2 separate regions of the Mus musculus genome follow, and region 2 is linked to region 1. A link is a loop called in an ENCODE intact Hi-C map of the cell type or tissue named here. Cell type or tissue: heart. All regions are shown on one strand.

Region 1 (8,000 bases):
ACACACACACACACACAGAGAGAGAGAGAGACAGAGACAGAGACAGAGACAGAGAGACAGAGAGAGACAGAGACAGAGAGAGGCGGGGCTCTAAACACTCACTGGGATTTTCAGAACTCTTACACACCGTGAAGCAGATGCCCTGTGAGAAGTCTCACTGCTCCTTAGGAGGCCAAGGCAGCTGGCAGAAAACAGCATAGCAGGGACATACCATCCATTTTCTGCTAATCCTCCTCGCAAGGGAGTGAAGAAGGCTTTAGAATGCTCCAGCCCCACCACCGTCTACTGTAACTGCAGAGGAGGAGCTGCCCATGGGAGGCTGGCCGACCCATGGGATTATGAAAGGATAACCACTGGCTACTGCTCCAAACCAGAGTAGGAAGGTTGTTTGTATAGCCAGAGGACACTGAAGAAGGAGGTGCACATGTGATGGCTTTTAAAGCAGTCTTAGACTCAGCTTGGCTCAGGCATGGACAGAGGTGAGATTCTTTTTTTCATTATTCCTAACATTTTTTTATTAAAATATAACTTCATTTTTCCTTCTCCCTTCTTCCTCCAGTTTCTGTCCCATGTGCTACCTCTGACCTTCTTGTTCCCTCTCAAAATCTTTTTAAATGTTGTTATTGTGATGTGTGAGTATACACACATATGTATACATACATGTGTGTACATGTACATAAGTATGTTTATGTATGTATGTGTACATACACACATGTATGTGTACATACATGTGTGTATACACACATATGTGTATGTCTTATGTATCTGTGTGTATACATACATATGTGTGTGTCTGTGTGTCTGTTTAAATATATAAATATATCCTTCTGAGTCCATTCAGGCTTGTTTGCATGGACATGGTTTCAGAGCTGATCACATGGTATTGGATAATCAATTGGAAGTCGTCTCCCCCCCCCCCCCCCCCCCCGTTATTCCTTGCTTCTCTTTAGGGTTTTTGTTTGTTTGCTTTGTTTTGTTTTGTTTTTGTCCAGGGGTGGGTGGGCTCCCATGAAGTTTCTATTGGTCTCATTGCTTGTTCGGGTCTTAATTAAGCCGTGGTACTGTTGACATATTTTGGGTGATCAGCTTCCCTGATGTTTTTAGGAGACAAAAACCTCACAGCCATCTTCTGGTCCCCTGGCTCTTACAAACTTTCTTCTCCCTTCCCTCTTCCTCAACAGTCTCTGAGCCTCCGATGCATGCATTTGTACATGTATCCATCGTGGGGGACATAGAGATTTTTTTAATGCACCCACAAATATTACCTGGGGGCAGGGTGGTTGACACACTGTTTGGGATCAGATTCATCACCTCATGCGTGGGCTCCTTGTATTACTTCTGAGAAGAGGCCCCCAGTGTTAGGAGTCTTTAAGAACCTGTGGTTTCAAAGAATGTTTGCAAAGCCACTCATAATTACACTAGGCGGTTGTAAGACACACTCCTGGCTTAGGGCAGAGTTGATTCTTCCAAAGAATCAGGGGAAGTGATAGAATTTAAGAAAAGAAGTGTAGATTTTTCTACTTATCCTATGTTGGCTCATAAAGGTAGCATTTCCCTCTTCAGTGCTCAGGGTAGGATTGACAAACCTCTGGTAAGATTAAATGGGAAGAAAATAAAACCTACATTCCAGAGGGAGCTGCCAGAACACTCATTCACCAGTCTCTTCTGCCCAGATGGCTTTGCCAGATGTGAGGTCGGGCCTTCCCTGGCCTACTTATAGCAAGTAGACCGAGCCTTGCTAAAAGGCACGCTTTGTCTCCAAAGCATAAAGGCCTGCTTGCCTCTCCACACCTAAGCTACCTCTGTCTCCAGAAAGCCAATCATCTTTTTTTCATGCTCTCTATGGTCATGGTCTCCTACATCTCTGGGCTAATTGTGCCCTGTGATGATGAAGGATGTCAATATGGACTTTTCCAGAAGGGAGAGAGGAAGCAGGGAGGTCCCCAGCTTCCCTCAGGTGAACCTGGATGGAGCCTGGAAAGTGAGTTTTCTGCTTAAGGTGAAGTAACTCATGCCTTATACTATCCCAAGCCTAAAGAACCGGGACACATTTGTAAAAAGACTCAGGCTTGCAAGGCATTTGCTTACTTGTGTGCCCCACACCCCAAAAAGCTCTCTGCAGAATAGAGGACACAAGAGTGGATGCCCAAAGGACTCCCCTTCCTTTCTCTTGCCACCTTGTTCTTTACAAAGGGTCACCGTGCTCTGGTTCCTGGGGAGCTGAGCGCATAACCACGCCATCCAAAAGGCTGCGTGGTTCCTTTGTGGCTCATCATTTGAAACAGGAAATAGCTAGGCAGTGAATTTCCCGCAGGGCACTGCCTGGAGAGAGCCAAGCAGCCTGTTCGGCCCTGTGGGGGTCTCCTTTTCAGCTCTGACCTCTTCAGAATACTTTTCTCTACAAAAGGCTGGAACTGAACCTCCTAGCTAGTTTCCATAGCAGGTCAGCCCCAAGCTCAGAATCAGAGCCAGGTCTCAGGGATGATCAGAGCTGGGCAGCCTGTAGGGGGCGCCACATTCCAAACAGAGAAAGGTAGTTTCCAGAGCTTTGAAAGGAGCTAAGCTTTCTCCATCGTCGGGTCAACAAATTTCTGAAGCTCAACTTTGATTCTAGAAATGATTTCTCTATGCAAAATTTTAGGATAGGAAAATCTAGAGAGAAAAAAATGGTCTAGGGGATGGTGGGTTTTCTTCTCCCCATGCAGTTAAAGATGATCCCGTGCTTGATAATGTGAGTAATTAAACATTACTGTTAGAATGTCTCTGTATTGCCTACCAAGTGGGCCCAACTTTCTGACATGATGACAGGATGTTATCTATGTAATATCATGTAATACAGTTGCCAAAAAAATCACATCACAGATACACACACACATCATATATATAAGATGCCATACACACACACACACACACACACACACACACACATACACACACACACACACATATATATCTTACTGGCCATATAGATGGTATACATATCTTATTGGTTTTATATATATATATATATATACACATATATATATATATGTATATATATATATATATATATATATACATACCCTTACATATAACCATATATATAGTATATATACGCATTTCTGTATAGTTGCATTTAAGTTACCCAGATGATAAACTACTCTCATTCTTGAATAGCCATCAAGATTCATCCACTGTTTTCATGGAAATATGTATGAATGGAAGACCTAGAGGCTTGCCCCCCCCACAAATGTCTAGTTTGGGTGCCCATCAAAGCAGAATGAACCCACACCACAGTCATGCTGGCAGGTTCTGCTCTGAGGAGACACCCTCCTAGTTTAGCAGCATTCCGCGTCCATTGCAGGGCAAAGGCTGAGGAGGGTGTAACTTCCTCAGCGATTCGGTGTCCTGTAGAACTGGGGGAGGGACGAAGAACAGGACAGGGATAGTGGCTTCATCACCAGGTAATCTGAAGTACTCCTTGGATTCTAGTAGAATTGTCTGGAATGGAACTTTGGAACCCTTCACCTGAGAATGGGAGACGGCTCACTGAGTCCCCTGCTAGTCTCAGGGTGTGATTGTCATGCACATGAAGATGAAAATCTGTGAGACAGCTCTCATGGACTATCCATACTCAACATCCAGACAGAAAGGTTTGAGGGAGCCGTGATGTGGGCAACACAGTTGGTTCACACTCAACACAATGCTGGTTTCACCGAGCAAAGACCAGGCTTCTGTGTCAGGTCCTGGCTTAGGAGTAAAGCCAGGAAGAACTCAGGGGGTTCACAGAGAGGCCCTAAACCTGTGGGCCTCAGCAGAGAACTGGGTAGTACTCAGATCACAATTTGCCACATGTGGACAGAACACCAGGAATACATTGTAACTTGCAACATTTTAGAACAGTTAGCAAACAGCTGGATGCCCTGTTCTCAGTGAGTTAGGCCAGAGCGTCAGCAAAGCAGGTTTTGTTATGGAGGTCAGCAGAAAAATAATCGGGTTGAGTACAGCAGTATATTCAAAAGTGCATCTCCATCCAATGCTGTGGGTTGGTTTCACTTCAGAAGCAGAATGAGGAGGAAAAAAAACCTTCTTTAGGAACTTTCCAGAGCTTCAGATATGGAGGGCACCGAAGCAATGCTGCTTTTCCCTCCGCGGCAAAAGACAGGCACATGCTCTGCGCACTCTCACATCACCAACACAAAATTTGCATTAAAAAAAAAATCCTGGGGTTTGTTGTTGGTATTTGGCTTCTAAATGGAAGGGAAAAGGCTGGAAAATGGGTAAGAGTTTTCCCAGAAAAACTCAAGCGAGTCACAAGAAAGCAAAAAGGGGGCATGTAGAGGGGATGCATACGGGCGTGTGTGAGGAGGAGGGTCCGTGACACCCTTAACTAGGTCTAAAGAACAAGTTCTTTCACTTGAAGACAAGGCGAGGTAAGGAGAGAGAAGATGCAGAGAAAGTGATCCTGACCCTTTTAAAAAAGAGGAGCCTCGCAGCGGAGGAAGCAAGTTCTTATTCCCCGCCAGTAGAGGGCACTGTCGAGCAGATTTTGGCTGCTGCTTGGCAAGGGGTCTTGCAGGGAGCGGGGCTGGGGCCAGGAGCGGTGATTGCTCAAGTGGATGGAAGGCGTGTTTCTTAGGGTGCCACTCAGAGTGTATGAATACCAGGGGCGGATTTGCATTTTTAAAAACGTTATGCTAATATATTAATATCTCATAGCAACAGAGAAAAGCTGTGGGCCTTCCATGGAGTCCCCGATTCTCTCCACAAACCCTTCTGACAGGTAGCGATTTATATAAAATGCTCGGAGGAGGCTGTAAGAGATTGTGATACATATTTCATAATATTTTCTAGCACAGCACTTGATCTCACGGGCAGATTCATGAAAATGCAGTATTTATTATACAATATCCATGTTTTATTAAACCTGGTTACATAGCAAGGGAGACATTTGTGGCAGAAGCCTCAAGGCTAAGCTGGGGCTTGGAGGGGGGGGGGCACAAACTCCCAAGAGCCCAAGAAAGAAGCCAGATGTTGAATGGTATCGTGGGCCCAGGGCTCTGTCTATAACCTCCCTCCCATAGCCCTGGGGAGGCCCTAGCTACCCTGATGAAAGGAACGGGCTCACCGCTCTCCCACTGGCCACAGAACTGAGCAGAGTATTAATAACACGTTCAAAGACAGAGGCCCTCTATCTTATCAGAAGTAGAAGGGAGTCTAGCTTGTTATCCAGTCTGCCGCCCCCAACTTATCTTTGGAGCCACATGGTAGAATGCATCCTTCAGTCTCCTCAGCACTGCAAGGCTCCCATCCAACCTGCCCTCCTGGAAACCTTAGAAATCTGAGGAGGGTTTGCTTCACACAGGGCGCTGTGGGCCAGGAATCAATCGGTCTGGCTCCCCTCTGATCTCCCAGGGCTGTGCGCATGCGCATGGGGCCCCAGCAGCTGGGGTAACTCTACTCCCACAACCGTTCCTTTCTTTTCCTGGACAAGATTTATACAGCACGGTTTAGTCTTACACAGACCGACATTCCCGAGGGGAGGGGGGCTGAACTCCCATGGACCACGGCCCTTCTGCTCCCTACAAGCCAGCTTGAAGATGGAGGTTTAGATAAAGCTGGGTTGATACTCAAGGAAATGGGATTTTGTATGAGACAAGGACTCACTTTAAATGACTTGATGGATTGTGTTGACCCTTGAGAGCCAGCGACCTTGCTGCCGCTGTCCATTCTTTCCTGATGAGTTGGGTGGACAGTGTCACAGTGTAAGAGGCCCTCTCCCAGAAGACAAGCGAAAGGTCTTGAAGACCTCTTGATAGAGGTGGGGTCATGAATGGTAGCTGTGGAAAGGATGCTGAGAGAGCAAAACAGCAAATATGCATCCTTCGGGGCTTTGTTTGTTTGTTTGTTTGTTGTTTTTATTTTGTTGGTGAGGGGATTGGCCAGAGGCGTTTCCCAGAAATCAGCCACACACACTGGAGAAGCAGCTGTGCCTTTTCAACTCCGGAGTGTGTGTGTGTGTGTGTGTGTGTGTGTGTGTGTGTGTGTGTGTATGTGTAGGGTGTGCTGAGCCCACAGTGTCTGCCTTTTACTTACCTGAGATGCCAGCTCCAGACAGTCTTGGCCTGGAGGCTGATCTGAATAGTAATCAGTCTCTCCTGTCTCCCTCGCTGTACAAGAACCCAGGACACTAATAGCATCCCCAGGGAGTGCTGCTACTGGGAAGTGTCTGCTGGGTCTGTGGTGTCTGCGGCTGGGGCTCTCAGCTCACCTCATTCATCCTCCTGTGCAGCAGCTAGGATGAAAAGGATTTTCAACTTAGTTGGCAGCTTCATTAAAAGAAAAAAGGAAAGGAAGGAAGGAAGAGAAAAAGGAAGGAAGGAAGGAAGGAAGGAAGGAAGGAAGGAAGGAAGGAAGAAAGAAAGAAAGAAAGAAAGAAAGAAAGAAAGAAAGAAAGAAAGAAAGGAAGAAAGAAAGGAAGGAAGGAAGAAAGAAAAAAGAAGCGCTTGATTCTGTTGGTGCTAGTGGTATAACATTTATGTCTTATACAATTACTCAAAATCACTTTTGATAGACTCTCCATTTTATTTTGTTTGCTTTCAAACTCATTCTAGAAAAATGACTGAAGTCTACTGACATGTAACTCAGCACCTCAAGAAACTGTAACAATAGCCCAGTAGCCACTCCAAGTCTGTGTGTGACGGCCTTGCTTGCGTTGAGAGAAGCCATTTCCCACACAGATATCCCAAGTCTTGGGATATTCAAAAGGAGGTTTGGATACTCATAAAATGGGACGGAACATCCTTTCGCTGACTGGGCATTTGTACAGCTAGATATAACAGTCCCTATCCTGCTGCTGTGGCGTCACACACATTTAATCCCAGCACTTGGGAGGCAGAGTCGGGCTGATTTTTGTGAGTACCAGGCCAACCTGATCTATGAAATAAGATCCAGGACAGCCAGGGCTAAACAGAAAAATCCTGTCTCCTGTCTCCTGTCTCCTGTCTCCTGTCTCCTGTCTCCTGTCTCCTGTCTCCTGTCTCCTGTCTCCTGTCTCCTGTCTCCTGTCTCCTGTCTCCTGTCTCCTGTCTCCAAAACCAAACCACCAACACCACCACCACCACCACCAACAACAACAAAGAAACCCCAAAAGCCAAGGCTGCGCCCCCAGGGGTATTTTCTCAGGTTAAGATTCTCAATGGCTTCAGCCTAGGGTTTCTTTGGGCCCTGCAGGCTGGGACACAGCATAGGAAGACTGTGGCAAGAGAAGCGGGCTTTGGCTTGCTGGAGCTCAGGAATCCCTGTGGACTTCCTGTCTGCCCCACATCTGTCCCCTGACCTTCTGAGAGGCCACAGATCATTGCTTCAGGGTCTCCTGGAGAGGTTTCCATTCCCACAACTAAATCTATTCTATCAGAGTGTTTCCTTTGCCAAAGTCTAATTGATGTCCATTACGTCAGAGGGAATGCTATGACTTTAGTCAAAAGCAGTAAACTAGAAAAGACGGGCTGCATTACAGCCTTTCACTGTGTCCCGGGGCATAGACCCACAGGAAAGGCCCACCAAAACCAGATTGGGAAGATAGCTTTGTGCTATTTTACCACAAGGAGACATTCGCACACAAGGGCAAAGGCCCTACAAGCCGCACCAAATGGAGTCCACGGCCGCTCTTTTCTTCAGGAGCTTTGTCCTCACGGGCCTTAGGCTATTGGGGTGACGCGAGAGAAAAACTTCAGATATGGAATTCATGTTTCTGCTTCCACCCAGCACAGTACATATCAAATTACAGAGAAATCAGAATGTCTGCAGATAAAATTAGAGTGCAGAGTTTAATCAAGTCATCAGAGTAAATTGCCACGAAATGGGGAATGTTCTCATGGCCCTAATTCTGAACGCGTTCCTTAAACAAAGGACATCATGCTTTGATTCTATTTGTTCAGAGGCCTGTATTCTACTAATGCATGTTTTTCCAATATGATTTAGAACACAGGAGTGGTAAGTGAAAGTTAGGTCATTTTGTC
Region 2 (8,000 bases), 140 kb after region 1:
GGGAATTAGTTGATGGAGATGGGAGATGCTGTGGATTTGCTTCTGGGTGCACACAAGAGGCTTCTCATCCCAGGAGAGCATATTGAGGACGAGGTCCTTGCTGAAGCACATGCGCATACCCTGTTAAGCAGGAGCCACTTCTTCCTTCCTTCATTTTGTGGATTTAGCACAAACCAGCCAACCAACTAGCCAGGCCCCCAGGGAGGCCAGGCAGTCCCGCTTTCGCTACCTTCCTTCCTCAGTGGCCCTCTCCTGAACTGGGCGGTTCCATTCAGCTCTCAGTAGCACAAGTTGCTTCTCCCTCAGCAGAAAAGGCCCTCGGATCTTCTGTGTGTTCCGAAGCTACTGCTTCACTGGGAAACCCCTCTCTCTCTCTCTCTCTCTCTCTCTCTCTCTCTCTCTCTCTTTCACATCTCTCTCTCATCTATCTATCTATGTATTTATCTCTATGTATCTATTTATCTATGTATTTATCTCTATGTATCTATTTATCTATGTATTTATCTCTATGTATCTATTTATGTATTTGTGTGTATGTATGTATCTATGTATTTATCTCTATGTATCTATTTATGTATTTGTGTATGTATGTATGTATGTATGTATGTATGTATGTATGTATCTATCTATCTATCTATCTATCTATCTATCTATCTATCTATCTATCTGGGCAATCTCTTGTTCCTTTACAGAAAACAAAACCCTAGCAAAAACAAACAACCCCCCATCTCCAAACAAAACAAAAAGTCACCAAAACCAAAACCCAAGCACAACAACAAAAACTCAACAAACCAACCCCTTTTCTAATTCTAGAGAGTACCAGCACCTCACATTCTCTCTCCCTTCCCCCTTTCCTTCCCTCTGTCCTTCTCTTCTTCTTCCTCCCCTTCTTCTTCCTCTTCTTTTTTTTACTAATGTTGAAATTTTGACTTGTCTCAGTGCTGGATTCGGCTCATACACCAATGACTCTATAATGGGAACAGCCATAAAATATAAAATATAAGTTAACAAGTTAAAATATAAAATATAAATAATAAGTTCTTAGATTGAAGAGTCTCATTAACTCCTCTACATCTCACCAGTGAAATCTATTCATTTTCAGTTTATTTCAATCACAGCTTAGGCAAAGACAGTATCTACAACAACATTTTGGGTTTCTTCCAATGCCTTCACTCTCCAAGTGGGCTCTATTCACAGAAACATCCACCAGAAATAAAATACTAATGCATCCGTCCTCGAGTTAAAGACCCCAAACAGAAAATACATTATTTGTGAAGAAACGTTTAAAAAAAAAATTACCCACAGTGAAATGACTTCCGGCTCAAGTACACTTAAATGTAAACGTGAGGACCCAGAGCCGACACTTAAATATACATCTGTCCATCCCTTCATAGCTCTTTTAGGGAGACCTTTTACAAATAACCTTTCCCTCCCCAAGCCTAACTCCTTTTGCTCTTTCTCCTTTTCTGGGACCCATTTATCTTCAGCCACTAAGAGGAGGAGGCTTGAATCTGTGTCCGAGCCTCAGGCTCGCTCGGCATGGGACCCGCAGTAAACACGGTTCTGTTTGTTCTTCAGCAGCTTCTTTTGTATAAACAGATGTGGTGGGAAGGGAAGGGACGGGAAGCCAGATCCCTGGGAGGGGCGGGAGGTCTCCTTTCTGGAGAAGACTCCCAGCTGCAGCCAGGAGCCCAAGGAACAGGACACATTTCTTGTTCAGGCCTTGGAACTTGCAGTTCTTCCAGGCAGGGGCTGTTCCCCTCTCTCTCTCTCCTCCACCCTCCACCCCCAGCCTTTGTTCCTGGGAAGGCTGTCTCCATGTGATGTCTATAGCTCACTTTTGCCAGAGCAAACATTTCCAAGAGGGTTTATGCTAAGTAGGTATCTGTAAGGCACATTTCCCCCCTCCTTCTCTCCAGATACACTGTAGACCAAGATTTTGGATCCCAGCCCTTCACACCTGTACTTTGTCCATATTTCCTTTGTTCTTTTGTAGCCTTCAACTAAAGGGGCCGGGGTGGTGTTTCAAGCAGCGAAGTTGTTAGTTTGTAAAAATAACCAGTCAGTTTCTACAGCGGATTTGATGCAGACTCTGCCTTCACTTAGCGATTGATATTTTCACATTAGTTATGGATGCTAATAGGGAACTATTCCAAAGCTGGGGGAAGAAAAGGATGGGGGCCCGAGAGCTTTGCAGTTCTGTTTCCGAGAGCATAGAACTCTAGTTGGCTTTTTGGCAGTTTATCTACCTGCGCCCACGACTTCGTTAGTTCTCCTTCAGAGGTGGGTGAAATAAAAAAAGGGGTTGCTCCTAGGATTTCTACCAAAGGGGCTAAATTTTTGGCGGCCTCACATGGTGGCTCTTCTTGTCTAGAAAAGGAACAAAGGCCGATACACTGCAAAGGCCTCCCTTAGGGCATGCGGGGTTTGGTGTAAGTGGTGAGCTTTGCTCGGTGCTGCTCTCTCCAGGAATCCTGGGGAATCCTGAACAGGGCTCCAGGAACTGGGGCCAAGAGCATGGGAGAGGGGAACCCCATGCACCACCCCCGGGGCCAGCATGGGATCCTCAATTTTGAGGGCAGAAGCCCAGAGATGGAAGGATAGACCAGCTCTACGCCTCCAGTCCCCACTCTCAGAGTGTATATAATAATGAGCGAGGGGGGAGCAGTCTCTCAAACCAAGGGAGTAATAATAGCAAGGGTTTTATTTTTTTTACAAGCCACAGTGGTACTCTATCATCTTTCCAGCTGACAATCTGCCACTCTCTAGACAGGAGAGGAGGCGGCGGGAAGTTTGTAGTGGAAACCCAGAGAGGCCTTTCCAGTATGAAATAAAAAGAAAGGAGACTGGTTTCCAGGGACTGGGCAGCTGAGGGCTAGTGGGATACCCCTCGTCCTCCCAGCCCCCAGGCTAAACTGCAGCTGAAAGCAGGTCTTGGAAGACGCTTCCTTCCCGCCTCCTCTTTATTTCACTTAAGTTACTGGCTCCAGATATTTGAAACGATTTGTTTTCAGCGCTGCCGTGGGCTGCACTGTTAACTCTCACCGCGCCTGGGGCGCCCAGGGCTTTTCCTTCCTAGCGCCCACCCCAGATCTTCAAGAGTGCACACCTCCAGCCGCAGCGCCCTGCGGGTTCCCCTTAATTTGCGGAGGACCAGAAAGTCCCAGCTGGACACGGGGCGAGGGCGAGAGGCAGGGGTCTGCTTTGCTGCAGGCCGGCCTCGGCTCGGCACGGCATCCCCCTGCCCTCGGCGCCGCTGCGCCGCTCCCTTTGGCTCAGAGGACGTCCCCCGCAACCCTCGGGGCCACTGAGGGTCTGGAGAGATGGAGGGGCGCGGGTGAGGAGGGCGAGCCGGCAGTCCGGCCCGAGAAAGGGCGCGGGACCCCGAGCAGCCGCACGGGGAGAGCGGGGAGCGCGGGGAGCGCAGGGGCGCGCGGGGCGGGCGCGGCGCGGGGCTCAGGACGCGCGCGCGCGCCTCGGCCTCGCCCGCGCACACGCGCCTCCCGGAGGAGAAAGAGGCGGGCGGGCGAGCGGGCGGGCGCAGAGCACCGCGCCGGCGGCTGCAGCGGGCCGGGCCGCCGCGAGGGAGGGGCGGAGGGGCGGGCGCAGGCCGGGAGGGGGCGGCGGCGCGGCGAGAGAGCGAGCTCGCGGCTCTCGGCGAGTGTGGCTGCGCGCGAGCCGGCGAGCGGGTGAGTGCGCCGGGCGGGCCCGGGAAGCAGGGGCCGCGGGGGTGCCGGGCACTGAGAGCCGGGGGAGGGTGACTGGCGGGCAGGCGGGCAGGCGGGCGGCGGCGGCTCGGGCGCGGCCGGGATGCACCTTAGCGGGCGCCTCTCGTTGCAGCGCGCGGGCGGCCCGAGGCTCGGCAGCGGCGGCGGCGGACACGGCGGCGGCGGACACAGCGGCGGCGGCGGACACGGCGGCGGCGGCGCTGACACCTCCCACCATGGACAGCTTCGACTTAGCCCTGCTCCAGGAATGGGACCTCGAGTCGCTGTGGTGAGTCCCGGTGCTGGCCGCTGGGGAGCCGCGCTGGCCCCGCCTGCCCTCACCTGGGCCGGGACTCCGGGTGCCCGGCCGCCGTGGGGGTGGGGTGGCTCGGGGACACCCGCCTCGCTGGCCGGCTCCTTCCAGCCTTGGCGGGCTGGATGCTCGGCCGCCTCCCCGTGAATTCGTCGGTCTCCGGTTCCGTTCTCTCCCCTCGGTGCTTGCCTGCGCTAGCTCAGGGGGCCGGGGTCTGGCTGCCACTGGAGGAGCGCAGCGGTGGAGGGGAAGAGAACCGATTTTTAGAACGTGTCACTGATGCCTGAGAGCCCACCCCTCATCTCGCAGCCCCTCTCAGCTCCCTTCCTTCGGATTGTGCTCCCCTCCAGCTCCCGGAGAGCCTCAGGCTCACCACCCCTGTGACCCCCTAGAGTTGGTACCTCTACGAAGTGCCCGGAGAGGATGCTCTCTAGCCTTGCGCCCTGCCTGCTCCCTGCTTGGCGTTTGCATCCTTCCTCTGTCCTACCTCACTCCCACTGGAGATGGAAAAGTGAGCACCCTAGGCAGGAGGCCAGTGTGTCTTGGTGCCCGAATTCCGGAGGCCTTGGCCCAGGGAGACTCATTTCCCGGAGGTTCTCGGTTCCTTTGCACCCTTTCTTCACACATGCCCATGGCTGAACTCCTCACTCTTTTTGTCAAGCTCAAAGCTGGCAGCCTGGAATGCACTTGGGGTTCCAGTTCTCGCTAATCTCGCATTAGGGAGAGCTGCTATAGGTAAATCACAGGTAGATGCAATTTAATTCTAGTTGCGGTTGTCTGAAAAATCCCATTGGCTGCTTCAGCATCCCTCACATTGCCCCCACCCCTTAAATGTTTCCAACCAGCCCTATTCAGGTGGTAAAATTACTGCTTGTATATTCCTGGAGGAACTTGTGTTATGTTTAATATTTACGGGGATGAACATCTGCTGGAACAAGCATATTAACTGCTTTCTGTTCTGCCTCTGGTAATCGCTGATTGTAGAGCTGAGCAGTTCCCTTTTTAATTCAGTAAAGAGTTCACATGTGTCAAAAACTGCAAGTGGTGTGCACATGAATATGCGATGCACAATTTTAAAGCTAAACTGCTTTATGATTTATGACACATACCTCGATGGCATGTGGGCATGTGAATCTCCATAGTGACTTAGGCTCAAAGTGACTTTATTTTCTTAAAGACAGGTGTAACAAAATAAACTAGACACAGAGCTCACGAATTATCGGGCAGTTTCTTATAGAAGATCCGACGGTGACTACAGCTTGCTCTGCATAATGCTAGCACCTATAAAACACACAAGGATGGGCTCCAATGTAATAAAACTTGTATATATTACACTGGCAACTTCAAAGAGCTAGTGTAGAGAGAATATGGAACATGTTATTACTCTATAAAAGTTGCTAATTACTGTGTTGCTGCTCCTGGGGTTATTCCAGTCTTTCATTTACAGATACCTATTATTTTACAGGTTTACCTTTTGAAATATTGGTTTCTGGCACAAATTCAATAGCTTCCCAGATAACAACTGCCTTTTAAAAATGACTTTTGCTTTTTAAAATCTAGGCAGGCTTGTAGTTAAAGGGGAGAACTTATTTTTTGGACGCATGTTTATGCTACTTATCCACTTTCTGGTTCAAATTGAACTCCTGTATGGTTTTTATAAGTTGTATTTTGAGATTATCAGTGGTAATGTGTAGGCCTTTTTGGCAAGGGCTCAAGGTGTGTCTTCAGTTCCCAGTAAATTATCTTGAATACTGTCAAAGAATGCCTGCTGAATTGTCTTTAAATTTTTAATATCCTATTTATTTATTTATTTATTTATTTATTTATTTGACCATATCTCTCAACATAGTCCAGGCTGGCCTGAAACTTGCTTTGTAGACTGGGCTGGCCTCAGACCACATAGATTTTACCTGTTTCACTAGTGCATTGAGGACATTGCGCCACCACAGCTGGAAAGCATTTTTTTTTAAGCCATTGCACACTCAATCAGATTTGTAAGCAATATATAGTTTCTTGGCTTAAGAAAGCATGTTAGATTTCTTGATTACAGTATAGTAGAACAGTTTGGCTTAAGAGAATGTTTCTTATTTTGTGGATATAGAATTTACATTTACAAAAGGTTATCTTTAGGTAAAGTTAAAGATAAACCAAAAAACTTGGGTTTGCATTTCAAATATGTCAGACATTCTCTTAGTTATGGACCAATTTTTGCATGACATTTCTAACTCAATTTTAGGATTTGCTAAAGACTTTTATGTTTACAGTTCAGTTTCAAGCTCATGCATGATCAAAAACATGTAGTCTCTCTCTCTCTGTCTCTCTCTCCTTCTCCCCCTCCCTCCCGCTCGTTCGCTCCTCTCTTTCTCCAGCTCTTGTTTGTTTTTGAAAGAAAGTCTTGGTGTGCAAGTTTCACACTCAAGGTAATTATCCTGCCTCAGTCTACTAAGTTCCGGGATACCAGGCATGGGTCCTTCATGCCTGGCATACTTGATTACTTTCTATATGTCTGATATTCCTATATCTGTTATCTTCTTGTTTGAATCTGATAACATCTCAAAAGTAAATGACAGTACTCTCATTTTATAGATAAGAAAATACGAGTTTTAATCTGTAACTGTGCCAAGACCAAAAATGACAGCAGGTATTTTAAGTCTAATATTTGCTACATACTTGTCAGAGGCATGGCCATTATATGTCCTAGGTCATTTATTCCCCAACAAGAAACTTACCATGTACGTACTGTTGTTGGTCTGATTTTTACAGAGAGGAAAATTGAGGATAGGTGATCAGGTAGCTTGTCTGAGTTTATACAGCTCTGCCTCAATGAAGAATTAGCTTCGAGGTCCGCTTTCTGATATCAGGGCTATGCATTTTCTAGAGCCCCGCAGATGTCTTCCAGCCGATGAAGAGCGGCTTTGCAGGAATTACCAAGCAAGACCCTGACATCTGCAAGTTAAGGTTGTGTCAAAATATTAAAAGAGAAGGTCAGAACCTTAAATGGTATTGATTTAAAAAAAAAATCTGAAAACCAAATGCCATGAGTTAGGAGTGGTGCCTGTTAATTATCTCATGAAAGGAGATATAAATTTTAAATAAAGACCACTGAACACATCTGTTTCATCATAGGGGAAAAAAAGCACCCATCTTTGAAGAGAGGAGGTGCAGATTAATAGCCAGAGACTCTTATTTTGGTAACAGAACAACTTTTTCTAATTGGTAGACATGGAATCCCGAGCAAACAAATTGCACTTTATTAGTTTTGACTCTGGCTTTGAACCCAAGTATGCTTCTTGTACGTGCGGGAGGACGAGTCTCACACCACTATAGACAGTATATGAAACAAAAGTATGACCAGTGTGATACAATCAACTGATAGGAGCTTCCGTGTCTGTCTCCTTCCATACTATCACCCCCATACAGAAGCACCCATATTTGTATCTCAGGGTTGATCTTTCGTGCAGGACCTATCCGATAACTGATCATTTCAACTGTCTGTTAAAACGGAGATGGATGTCCGTAAGAAACATTTTTAAGCTGCGCTACTTCCGGTTTCTACTCTGAAGGTCAGAGATGCAGAGAAGGGGCTCCTTCTGCACAGGAGTCTGCAGCTTCTGCAGGCCTGAGCCCTGAGCAGAGGCAGTTATCCCAGGGAGCAATGCCTCCCTTTGGTTCCCTCCTGCTCTTTCTCTAGAGGTTCAGTCATTTTGGCTCAGCTGCTACACACATCAGGGTCTCTAAAGTGATGGTCACCCCTCCCGACAGACTCACTGTTGCTTTTGTTTATTTGGTGGCTGATGTAGGGGATGAGCTGGGTTGGGCATTCCTCCTTAGTTTTAGAGTTGGACAAGAACATAAATGCAAAAGGCAGTTTTCTGTTCCAGAGAGTCAAAAACCGACTACTCCCATACTTGGGACTGGGGTGGATAGTAGATAGGCAATTTTTCTTAATTTTTATTATTATTATTATTTTAGTTTTTACT

What was found. A loop is a pair of places that touch in the nucleus more often than their neighbours do. Peaks named below come from ENCODE experiments on the same cell type or tissue, not always from the same donor. Only the 100,000 strongest peaks of a DNase experiment are listed, where the experiment ranks them.
Region 2: a loop joins it to region 1, with 3 times the contacts of the local background. A loop is called at or near these places in 6 of 42 quality-filtered maps.

What each region holds. Positions count from the first base shown.
Region 1 is chr1:38,764,568-38,772,567 of GRCm38, reverse strand. No RefSeq gene overlaps it. Among named protein-coding and RNA genes, the nearest start is that of Lonrf2, 68 kb to the left of the region's middle. In heart, CTCF peaks have their summits at 2,504 (motif pointing right) and 4,508 (motif pointing right); a DNase peak (open chromatin) is centred at 5,397; H3K4me3 peaks cover 1,296 bases; H3K27ac peaks cover 2,928 bases; H3K27me3 peaks cover 735 bases.
Region 2 is chr1:38,623,085-38,631,084 of GRCm38, reverse strand. It overlaps Aff3 (AF4/FMR2 family, member 3), which reads left to right and starts at 3,841. Exons shown (of 22, transcript NM_001290814.1): 1 at 3,841-3,996. The coding sequence starts at 3,944. Gm34596 (a long non-coding RNA gene) reads right to left here and starts at 418. Exons shown (of 5, transcript XR_373334.2): 1 at 1-418. In heart, a CTCF peak has its summit at 4,035; DNase peaks (open chromatin) are centred at 1,654 and 3,634; H3K4me3 peaks cover 2,736 bases; H3K27ac peaks cover 3,372 bases; H3K27me3 peaks cover 2,117 bases.